3 separate regions of the Homo sapiens genome follow, and regions 1 and 2 are each linked to region 3. The links are chromatin contacts, found by Hi-C or POLR2A ChIA-PET in ENCODE. All regions are on one chromosome and are shown on one strand. The core of a region is the stretch at or near the end of the contact, and the rest is flanking DNA. Distances in the headings are between cores, read along the strand shown. Region 1 has its middle 25 kb from the start of CREB1. Region 2 overlaps CCNYL1 (cyclin Y like 1). Region 3 has its middle 17 kb from the start of MIR3130-1.

The links. Hi-C counts contacts between places; a loop is a spot of excess contacts on that map. ChIA-PET counts read pairs that join two places held with the same protein, here RNA polymerase II (POLR2A). Pooled maps may share reads with other maps.
Region 1: a pooled map shows a loop between it and region 3 (2.7-fold over the local background). The contact joins two enhancer-like sites. A Hi-C loop is called at or near these places in 4 of 50 pooled maps. POLR2A ChIA-PET finds 5 or more read pairs at or near these places in 2 of 52 experiments (PC-9 and activated CD4-positive, alpha-beta memory T cell).
Region 2: a map of IMR-90 shows a loop between it and region 3 (4-fold over the local background). The contact joins two enhancer-like sites. A Hi-C loop is called at or near these places in 6 of 168 maps with a recorded cell type or tissue (Calu3, IMR-90, K562 and 3 more), 1 of 37 single-sample maps with no recorded cell type and 10 of 50 pooled maps. POLR2A ChIA-PET finds 5 or more read pairs at or near these places in 1 of 52 experiments (AG04450).

The regions. Positions count from the first base shown.
Region 1 is chr2:207,502,743-207,506,551 of GRCh38, forward strand. No RefSeq gene overlaps it. Among named protein-coding and RNA genes, the nearest start is that of CREB1, 25 kb to the right of the region's middle. RefSeq lists an enhancer at 797-856. Within about 2 kb of position 2,254, at least 14 of the 41 ENCODE cell types and tissues checked have a DNase peak (open chromatin) inside an H3K27ac peak, as active enhancers do.
Region 2 is chr2:207,746,304-207,750,204 of GRCh38, forward strand. CCNYL1 (cyclin Y like 1) reads left to right here. Exons shown (of 10, transcript NM_001330218.2): 8 at 744-910. Among named protein-coding and RNA genes, the nearest start is that of MIR4775, 6.6 kb to the right of the region's middle. Within about 2 kb of position 2,093, at least 3 of the 41 ENCODE cell types and tissues checked have a DNase peak (open chromatin) inside an H3K27ac peak, as active enhancers do.
Region 3 is chr2:206,798,223-206,801,869 of GRCh38, forward strand. No RefSeq gene overlaps it. Among named protein-coding and RNA genes, the nearest start is that of MIR3130-1, 17 kb to the left of the region's middle. Within about 2 kb of position 2,394, at least 2 of the 41 ENCODE cell types and tissues checked have a DNase peak (open chromatin) inside an H3K27ac peak, as active enhancers do.

The sequences.
Region 1 (3,809 bases), core at 1,004-3,503, 700 kb after region 3:
GAAACTAAGGCAGACAGAATATATGTGTTTTGCTCACAGTCACATAGCTCATATATCAGTCAGCTCCAGATGCCATAACAGAATACACAGACCGGGTGGCTTAAACAACAGAAATAGATTTTCTTGACATTCTGGAGGTTCAAAATCTAAGATCGAGGTGCTGGCAGGGTTAGTTCCTGGCGAGGCCTCTATTCTCAGCTTGCAGATGGCCACCTTCTTCTATGTCCTCACATGGCCTCTTCTCTGTGCACTCGTGGAAAGAGATCACTGGTTTCTCTTCCTCTTCTTACAAAAACACCAGCCCTGTCAGATTAGGGTCCCACCCTTAGGAACCCCATTTAACTGTAATTACCTCCTTAAAGGCCCTATCTTTAAATATAGTCATATTGTGGGCTGAGGCTTCAACAACACATGAATTTGAGGAAGACACAGTCCAGTTCATAATAGCTCATAAGGAGCAAACATAGACAGTGTGACTCCAGAGCCTGATGCTTTTCGTGTGTGTTAATACATATTTTATCAAGGTATAATTTAAATATTATAGCTCACTTAGTTTTGAATAAATGCTTATGTCCATGGGACCCACATGTCTATCAAGAACGATACAGTTCTCTCAGCCACCACACCCTACCAGACCTCGTGATGACAGAAGGTGCTGCCACTGGTAGATTTCACAGCAGGCAGTAGTCATCCCTAGAACTGTGGACACAAGGTCCACCCCCAGCCAAGACTCGATTCTGAGCTCCCTCCCTCCCATGCACACACTGCATGGGGCTTCCTGCCTGGGCCAGTCCTCACGCTCTGCTGCTGTTCTCTGGGTCCCAGGAGACTGACCACTGCAAGCTGTATTTCCCAGGATATTTTTCCTCCTCCCTCTCTGCCTTGGGCAGTATCTCAGCATCTCTTCTCTGGCTCCAGCTCCCAACAGATGACCCTAGTGCCTCCTCTTCGGTTTAAAAAAAAAAAAATACGACCTCCTCCCTGTTGACCTCCAGTTTAGAAGTGGTACTGGTTTTCTGCTATCACAATTCTTTGGATTATCTCACCATCCATTGTTTGGCTTCTCAGCTCTTTTGTCTCCTGTATAACCAGTTCCCTGCATATTCCCTCTGTTTCAAATGCTCAGCAGGGTTTCTCTTTTCTGGATTATACTTTTCTGGTATACTGACATATTCCCTATTTGTCATAACTGGCTCAGTAACTGGGATGAGTCTAGATATATAGATGGAGCCCAGGCACAGAGGCTGAAAGCTAGAGGACTCATAAGCAGAGGTTTCTCCAAGAGAATACCAGGAATTGTATTACATTTGTTCTCCACTTATTGACAACTTATTGGTCCATCTTGTTATCAAATTTGCACTTGTTTGATTTATTCACTGTCTATGGCTCACCTATTTTTCAGGTAGACCTCTAACTGACATCAAGACAAAACATGCCTTTATCACCAGCTTCTTCAGCTGTTGTCATAACTGTAAGCTACTATTGGATTCGTCACACTGCAAATACCTCATGTTCTCACTTATAAGTGGAAGCTAAATGATGAGAACACACGGACACACAGAGGGGAATAACACACACTGGGGCCTATTGGAGGGTGGAGGGTGGGAGGAGGGAGAGGATCAGGAAAAATACCTAATAGGATTAATACCTGGGTGATGAAATGAGACAAGTTTACTTGTGTAACAAACCTGCAGCTTACCTACGTAACCTATTACCCCTGAACTTAAAAGTTTAAAAAAAAATGTGCTTGCTAATATGAAATGGTTGGGGAGAAAAGAGGGACTAAGGAAGACAGGATGGGACACTAACACCGAGGAGCCTTCAACAGCCTGTGGATATTCCTGGGGATCCTATCAGCCAGCTGGGGGTGGAGGAGGAGCCACAGGCAGAGCCTTTCAAGAGGCAAATGCCCGTCCAGCTCTGGCCCCAGTTTTCCTTACGGCAGCCTCTGCTTAACTATAAAATCTATACTGAGTAGATTACCATGACTACCGCAGAAAGACCTCCACCTCTAGTTTGGCTGCAAAACTAAGTCTTTTCTTCCAAGAGCCTTTGGCTTTAGGAGGGAGCACCAGGAGGCAGACTGCAGCCACTGGCTCACTGCCCTACATGCCAGGGCCTTCTGCAGAACCGCAATAGTTACAAGTCAAGCTTCCTTTCCTCAGCCCATACCACCAAAGCAATGGGCTGTTGGCGTGCCCTGACAGCAGGAGGAGAAGCCCCACTGTCAGGGGGTAAAAAGAAACGACACAGTTCCCACTTCTTCACTCTACGTGATAAATCACTTCAGCTGGGAGAACTGTCATGAAACGACCTGGCAGCTAATGAGAGAAATGGAACCCAAAAAAAGAAAGAAAGGAAGAAAGAATCCTGTTAGTCACAGAGCTTTTCATCTGAACCGCAGAACAGGCTCGTGCTTTTTGCTTTCTGTGGGAATAATAAAATCACAGTCCTGTAACTATATTAGCTCCTCAAACAAAAGTAACTCCCTAGAATAAAATTATGAGGGGTTTCTGAGTTGGATTTAGTTTTCACTGGGTAAAGGCATAAATTAAAAGGAGGAACCGGGTACCCTTAAGAAAGTCAATGAAGTAACTAAGCTTGCTATTCAAACCAGGAAAACACAGGCTGTGAGGCAGCTTCACTCTGCAGTCTATTCAACACCTGGCGAACAAAACAACACTGACTCTGCCCAAGCCGGGATTTTCCCACAGTGGACCAGCAATTTCAGAGGCCCCTAGAATGCCAGGACTGTGTCTTAGACCTTGGAAAATAGGATGAAAAGGACAGGCTCAAAGGGATATTTAGTTCCAAAGGAAAATCACAAAAGCTAAAAGTTATTATAAGAGAAAGGCCCTAAAGCACATTACTGGAGATAAAATTTTAAGGGTAAATAAATACCCTTTGTGGAAAAGTGTTTAGGAAAAAACACAAAGAGAGCATGAATACCATATTATAGGTACAATATGTTCTATCCAAAATAAAAAGTAGGTTCAGAATCACATCAGCCTAATCATGCCTCCTAAGCAGCAGGCTATGTGAGGTAGAGAAATGTGGGCTCAGTACCTCTATCCCACATTCTTCATCCTCCCCTGCTCCACCACACCCACCTCCTGCCTTTCAGAACCGCCTTCCTCCAAAGACACCCAGGAACCTCAGAAAGAATGCTTCTCTAAATTATTCATACCACAGTGCTACTTCCTGTCCTTTCCTTCCAAGAAATATTTGCTATGTTAAAACCCAGTGAAAGTGAGCAATGCTTGAAACAAATAGTGAATCACTCCTGGTAATATTTCAGGCACTGGTAAAAATTTCATTGGATGGGGGAGGGAAAGAGGAGTCTCTTTCTCATACTCTAAATTATACCACATATAAAAACAGACTATAAACATGACCTCTTTTATGTGGAAATTCACATTGCATAGGTAGAACATTATTTTTTTAAATGCTGACTTTCAAAAGTTGACATCAACTTTCAATCAAAATACTCATGTATTTAAAGAAGACCAGCAGAAAAATATTTATGAACTTATTTTCAACTTGTCCCCATTTTTGAACTTTTTTATCAGTGAAGAAATGGAAACATTTTTTCAATAACCAACAAACCTTTCTAAAACCCTGTTTGATCTTGCCACACTTCTATTAGTAAACCAAAATATTTTGGAAGTGTTTTATCCAAATTACACTTTGGTCCTGATAGGGATAAAATCCAATAAATGATAGGTCTATGTCCACATGACAATTATATGAGGTTCCTACTGTAATACTGGCATTCTCATTTCTGACTGTGGCAGTCTGTTGCAGAGATA
Region 2 (3,901 bases), core at 843-3,342, 950 kb after region 3:
GAGAAGGTAAAAATGTGCTCAGTATTACTTGGGTTTTACATATTTGAGCATAATATAGCTACCTGTAAAATTACTATCTACCATGCAAGTATGATACATTGTACCTGGTAGGCACTCATTATTTATTGAACAACTCTATTATGGGTGTGGAGGTGATAAGAGTGCCTCTCTTGATGATGCTGTTTGCTGAGATGTCCAGTCATTCCTGTGACTGGGTGGGAAATGTATATGGGCAGAATAGGCAGCAGAGATATCTGACCTACAACTGTGATTTAGTGTCTTGCTTTGGCTGAGTAAGCAAAGTCTCTGTAGAACATAAGAATAAAAGGCACTTATTTTCTGGTCAAAAACAAAAGAAATTTGTCAGTCATGAATTCTTATCAAAGCATTTCGGGGCCGGGCGCGGTGGCTTACGCCTGTAATCCCAACATTTTGGGAGGATCTGGTGGATCACCTGAGATCAGGAGTTCGAGACCAACCTGACCAAAATGGAGAAACCCCGTCTCTACTGAAAATACAAAAATTAGCTGGGCATGGTGGCGCATGCCTGTAATCCCACCTAGTCGGGAGGCCGAGGCAGGAGAATCACTTGAACCTGGGAGGCGGAGGTTCTGTGAGCCGAGATCGCACCATTGCACTACAGCCTGGGCAACAAGAGTGAAACTCCGTCTCAAAAAAAAAAAAAAAGCTTATCAAAGCATTTAAACTGAACTAAAATCAAAGACCAGTGCTCTATTTTACAGGTTTACTTAGAAAGGCTTTTAACTTATGCTGAAATCGACATTTGTCCCACCAACTGGAAAAGGATTGTTCTGGGAGCCATTCTTCTTGCCTCCAAGGTTTGGGACGATCAGGCTGTATGGAATGTGGACTACTGCCAGATCCTCAAGGACATTACAGTTGAGGACATGTGAGTTTGTAAGGTTTTGGTGAACTTTCTAACCATTTTCCAGTATCTTATTCCTATAAAGTTAACAATTTAAGGAATATTTTTAAAGGTTACATTATGCAGATAATGGAAATAGGCATAAGACTATATCTGTCTATCTTTAGTATAACAGTTCACAATAGAGCAAGACTGTCTCAAAAAAAAAAAAACTAACTTCATATTTTCCATCATTACTTGGTAGGTTTTGATGTGTAATAATCTGCTTGATAAATTGAAAAATATTTTTTGGGTGGTTTTTGGCAAAAATCTTACAAGTATACTACCAGAACAACATAGCACAGTAAATATCTTTATTTTATTTTATTTTTTGTTTTGAGACGGAGTCTTGCTCGGTTGCCTAGGCTGGAGTGCAGTGATGCAGTCTCGGCTCACTGCAAGCTCCACCTCCCAGGTTCAAGCGATTCTCCTGCCTCAGCTTCCTGAGTAGCTGGGATTACAGTGGGATTACAGGCATGCGCCACCATGCCTGGCTAATTTTTGTATTTTTAGTAGAGACGAGGTTTCACTGTGTTGGTCAGGCTGGTCTTGAACTCCTGACCTTGTGATTCGCCCGCCTCCGTCTCCCAAAGAGCTGGGATTACAGGCATGAACCACTACGCCTGGCCTCTTTATGGCTTTTAAAAAGTTATCTGCCAGTTCAAGCTCCTTTCTCTTTTTCATTCATTCATTCATTCATTCATTTATATCTTTTCATGTGACCAGTAGGGTATAAACAGCCCTTAAAGGGCATATGTCTGGCCTTTGAAATAATTGTTTGGCCACTATTAGGTCTTAGGGCCTCTGGACTATTGAGAAGTTACGTAGCTTCAACCTGAGTCACACATTGTATATTTGCTTTTGCTAGTCTTTCCACATTTTATCTGAAGGTCTGTTTTTACAGAAGCCTTGAGATATGAAGATCCCTGTGCCCCTGACCCCTCCCCATTAGGAGTGTTTTTTGTATTTAGAAATTGGTCTCCTGAGTTAGGAAGCTCCAGCGTTCCCCTCAGGCGGTCTGAGAAGCACTGCTGGGGCATCATCCAACGCTCACCACACTCGAGAGGCTCCCTGGGCACTCGGACAACCACAGCACCACTTTGGGGGCCTTGAGTTACCTATGAGAGTGCAAGGATCCTTGCTGAGTCATGGAGTTCCTCACAGATGGCACCAATATGACCCTGAAACAGCAGCTTCATCAGGGTTCCTTCCAGGCTGGCCTCGTGTCGGCCGTGAAGGGAAGGGCCTTGGAGCTTGGTAGGCAGGCTGAGCCAGGGAGGCATTTCCAGCAAAGGCTCTCAGGGTGCCCACCAGACAGTGAGAATGGCTTTGTGGGTGGCATTTAGAAAAATATGAAGGAGCACCTCTTGATGATGTTGAGCAGCAGAGGAAGATCAAGGTCATGACAGGCAGTGGCAAGAGTTTGTTTTTATTGCCTTTGCCCATTACTCCATATGACTGTCATTCAGAATTACCATACCATATATTCACAACTGAAGTGAGGATACTTGTGACTAAAAAGGAACCAGTAATTGTGGTAGCTGTTGAAGTGGCTTCTGGTGAAGTTGACCACTTTACTGTTTACCGAACAGCCCTAGTGATATTGCTGGTAGCCGTTTTAGCAAAGGGTGTGACAGCAAATGAATTTGAAACAAATGGAAGTACTTTTGGAAATTGCAGAAACTAAAGTGACTTTGATCACTGCTGTCATCCGTCTGCAAACTGGTTTCTTGAAGGAAGCAAAATTTATTATTATGAACACTTAGCCCTACCATGATGGCAGCTAAAATGTTCTCAAAACCTGCAACTGAACTGACTGGTGCTCTAGTTCAAGATACAGTATCAGAGAACCTGCAGGGAAATGTGCAGGTTTCTACAGATGTAAGCTTCAGGAGCAGTGGTGGCAGGGGCCAGCTCCAAGAAGACCAGTTCTAAATAGTGCTGTTTGTGTATGCCCAGGGAAGCACCAGGAGCTATGCTACAAACAGGCTGCTTTTGTTTATGATCTTTGGAAAGCATTTCAACAAACTGTTTAATATACATTTGTCTCATCCCCCTGCTGTTGACTATTTGTAGTGGTCTCATTTTGAGTCTAAATTGAAACAATTTTAAATTGGTGTCTATCAGGTTTTTCTTAAAAATTTTCAACAGCTACATGTCCTGTTAGAATATATTTCCCTTTAAAAGAATAAGTTAAACTGAGCAGCTGCTATTCAGACGGTTTGCTGTGCCTGTAAAGGGTATGCTATTCAGCCACCTAGCCATTTAAAAAAAAACAAAAAACCTAGAAGATGCATATTCTGTAAGCATAATGCTTTTCTTCAGTGATTAAACCTCTATTAATATGTGTGTTAATCCTATGAAGTACTATATTTCTACACAGTTAAAATGTATTAGTGGAAAAAATATAAAAGGGATTGTGAAGTGCATTTATTGCTGTAGTAAATTAAGTCCTGGTTAGCTGATTATCAAAACATTATCTGATTTACATTTCTATAGGCTTATGGACATATGAACAGGAAATTAATTTTGGAAGTAGGTTCAGTTGGGTTTTTAAGCTCAGCAAATGAGAAAACCACATCTCTGCTCATATTAACTGCTCTCCATACAGGAGATCATCAAGCATTTGTTGACTTACCCAGTGGATAAAATATTAAAACTTTGAAACCAAGAAACCAAATATGTTGTTTAGGTATTTATCATTTTTATACAGTTAACTCCTTATAGGGATTACTGTGAAAGTGGTTAAGATTTTCTCTAGTTTTATGTTTATTTGCTTAAGCATTTGGCAAGGGCAGCTGTGTGGTCATGTAGCCGACTACTACTCCCAGCCCTTTCCTCTCCCATTGCATTCAGCTCACTCCTACATTCTGTTCTGACCAGGACGGTAGATACTGAGCACCTCAGGGTTTCATTCCCAACTCAGAAGAAACACTGAGTTTTTAAGTCCAGTGACCTACCATAAGTCATATCATA
Region 3 (3,647 bases), core at 1,144-3,643:
TCTCTATGAATTTTACTACTCTAGACACCTTATAGAGTGGAATTGCTCAGTATTATTCTTTACTGACTGGCTTCTTTCACTTAGCGTAGTGTTTTCTGGCTCATCCGTGTCATGGCATGTGGCAGTATTTCTTTCGCCCGGGCACTTTGGGAGGCTAAGATGGAGAGGCTGAGAGTTGAAGACCAGCCTGGGTAACATTGCAAGACCCCCATCTCTACAAGAAAATTAAAAAGGCTTGAGCCCAGGAGATTGAGCCTGCAGTGAGCCATGATCATGCCCCTGCACTCCAGCCTGGGGAAAGAATGATACCCTGTCTCAAAGAAAAAAAAAAGAATTTCCTTCCTTTTAAAAAGATGGAATTATATTCTATTGTATGTATATACCACATTTTGTTTATCTGCAGATGGGCCCTTGGATTGTTTCTACCTTTTGTATCAGTGTGTGTGTGTGTGTGTGTGTGTGTGTGTGTGTGTGTGTGTGTGTGTGTATTTCTAGAAACTTGTTATTCTCCTGAGTGTTAAACTGTTTTAAATGTTTGGTTTTTCATTTCTAGAACATTTTCCTATCCTAAAATTTACCTATCTGGCTATCTATCATCTATCACTTTTCCTAAGGATCTTTAGTTGTTTACTTTTTAATGAAGTATAATATACGTTATGATAGTGTATTTTATGTATCCTCATATCCTTTCACTGTGGATTTAATTTTTAGAAATAACAAAAAGTCACATAGGGCAAATTCATTAAGCTGAGTGGGTGATTAAGTTAACAATAGTAATGACCATGTATTAAGTGCCTACTATGTGCCAGGCACTGTGCTAGCATTTCACACCCATTATATCATTCAGTCTTCACACCCCTGTTTGGTGGTTATTAATGATTACTAATATTCATTTTATAGATGAATAAACTGATACTCAAGGCCTTAATTGCCTTTCCTAGGGGTGCACAACTAGAAAAAAGGCAGAGCCAGATCTGCACCCAAGTCCTTCTGACCCCAGAGCTCATGCTTGTATCATCGCACCAGTGTTACTCAAGCTTTCCTGGTGATTACAGTCACATGTACTTGACAAAACCACAAACTGTTGGGCCTGTCCCAGTGATACTGAATCGAAATTTACTGAGGAGGGACCTGGGAGATTACACTGCTTGAACAGCATGGTACCGGGGAACCAGAGATCAACTTCAACCCTTCTGTTAGCTCTTAGTGGGCTGGTCAGCTGGATGTAGAAGCTAAATTGACAGCAGGCAGATTAACAAGAGAAAAATGTATAAATTTTACTAGTTTTACATGTACTTGGGGATCTTCACAAGAAAGTGAAGTCTGAACAAGAGGCCAAAGTAAGATATTCTTATACTTTTTAGACAAAGAATGATAAATTTGAGAAGAAACAACAGGAGAAAGAAAATCTGGCTAGGACAGTAAAATTTTCTAGGGGAGTCACAGGAGATATATGAGGGGGTGTAAAGCAAGTGGAAGATAAAGGTTATTTTGTTCGTAAGTTTGTTTATTCGGGTTCCTTGCAGCCTCCAAGTCTCTGGTGATAAGGGCTATTTTCTCATCCTGGTATGGATAAATCTCAGGGCCTTCGAAGAGTATCCGTCCCAGAGGATTCTTTATCCCTTGCTCCATACAGGAAGATATAGATCAGCTCTTCCTTTCTGAAACTAGAATTTCTCCATTGTTTTCCATTAGAAATAATCAACATACAAATTTTGGGATGGCACATCCTTCAGTCCTCCAATGGTATCTACCATATTTTTTTCAAACATATAACATACTTTAAGGTAATGAGATTAGGTCGTGCAGCTCACAAATAGCTCTGAAGGCAGTTCCTATAGCAGAGACTCAATTGTTATGAGCATTAGCTATTGGCATGACAGAATAGGCTTCAAAGTGACTTCTTTGAAGGACAAGATTTATTTGAATGTTCTGCTTTAGAATCATTAAAATGAGCACCCTCACTGCCATGTTGGCTCTACGCACAGTAAGATTAGAGAGACAGCGTTTTACAGTGAAAAGAGTAAGTCAACCCTGGTTTGGGATCTGGATAAATTGCTTAACTTCTCAGAGCCTTAGTTTCTTCATCTGTAAAATGGATTACTACCCAATTTGAAGGACTATTGTATACATTAGAAATAACTATATATGCCTTGTCATGTAGTAGATGCTTATAGCAGTTCTTATAATAATAAAGCGAAGTCCCCGTGGTGTATTGTAAATGTGAACCACACTCCTCAGCAGTGATCCTTGTGTGCTAAGCTAGTGGACCAGAGTTTCCAGCTGAAGTAGATCTGGAACCGAGTCTTGAAAAATGTGTGTAGAGAAGCTTCTGTACTTTTCTTATGTGGATGGCAGTGGCGAGGGGGCGGTGGCGGGTGCAGCTGCAATACTTAAAAAGGAATTCTATTGTGGCAATAAATGAATATGGCAAGAAATGAGCCTGGCAAGAAATGAATGACAATGGCCCCTAGGTGGTGCTGAATCATCATGGAAGTGGAGGCTGGACACTTGGCATTTGCGGAGGTGACTTCCTTCTGGTTTGAATTTCAAATAAGAGCAGGACAGCTCCTTGGGATGTCTGGGAAAAAAGACCAGGCAGAAAAGAGTCTTTTCACTAGGAGCGGGTGCAAAATACTCTTGCCTGTGAGGCCTCTTCAGGTCTTCGGTTTGCTTTAGTTGGAAACAGGAAGCAGGGTCAGACCAACTTGTATTCATTTGCTGAGAGCTGTTGGAGCTGTGACTGATTCTGACAGATCAAATACCATTTATAACACTCCTGTGGGGGACACTTTAACCGGGGATGTTAGTGCTAGCCCCTCCAGAGACTAAGTATGTTTGCGGGATGTGAGGACCCCTGGAATATACAAATATGCATGCTAATGAATTTTAACAAAAATAACCCATTATTGTTTTCTGTGCAACACTGTGCATTTCTCAGCTACACCTGTCCTTTCCAACCTCAATTGCTGGGCAACCTATTTTTCTTTCGGCATCAGAAGCGATAGCATCTGGGAAGTGAATCTGATGAATTCTGCCTGGCAACCAACATCTTTCCAACTGCCAGATCCTGGGGTAAGAAACTGAGATGCTCTGGAGCTGGTTCAGGGCCAGAACGCACCTGTCCTTGAGGGCCTGGTGATGGGGGAAGGAGGCTGGCCAAATGCAGAACTTCTGAAAGTCCACTTCCTGAGTTCATTTCCATTTTGGCAAAATGTGACTTAGGTTTCCAAGGGAAGGAGTTTACATGTATTAAAATGTCTCAGTGGCTGAAGTTGCTTTGTGTCCTCCGCTAAAGCCTCCTACCATCGATTCCCATCTCCAACACGTTTTCAACTGTGGTGTTTTGGGAAGGTAACCATAGCAACTAATCTTATTCAGAAATGACTGGACCTAGGCAGTAAACGGCAAGGTAACCCCATGGTAATTTTCAGTGGAAACCCAATATTGATTCTAACAATTGTACAGGCTGAGCACTGTTAGCTATTTACTAAGCACTGTTCTCCTTTAAGACATTTGATTCTCACAACCCTGTGAGGTAGTCATCATTATCCTCTCTAACACTCGAGAGTTGGCCCATGGTTGTGCAGCTAATTAAATCTGCTGGACCCTGAAATCAGCTTTTTTCTCTTATACAGACTCTGCCT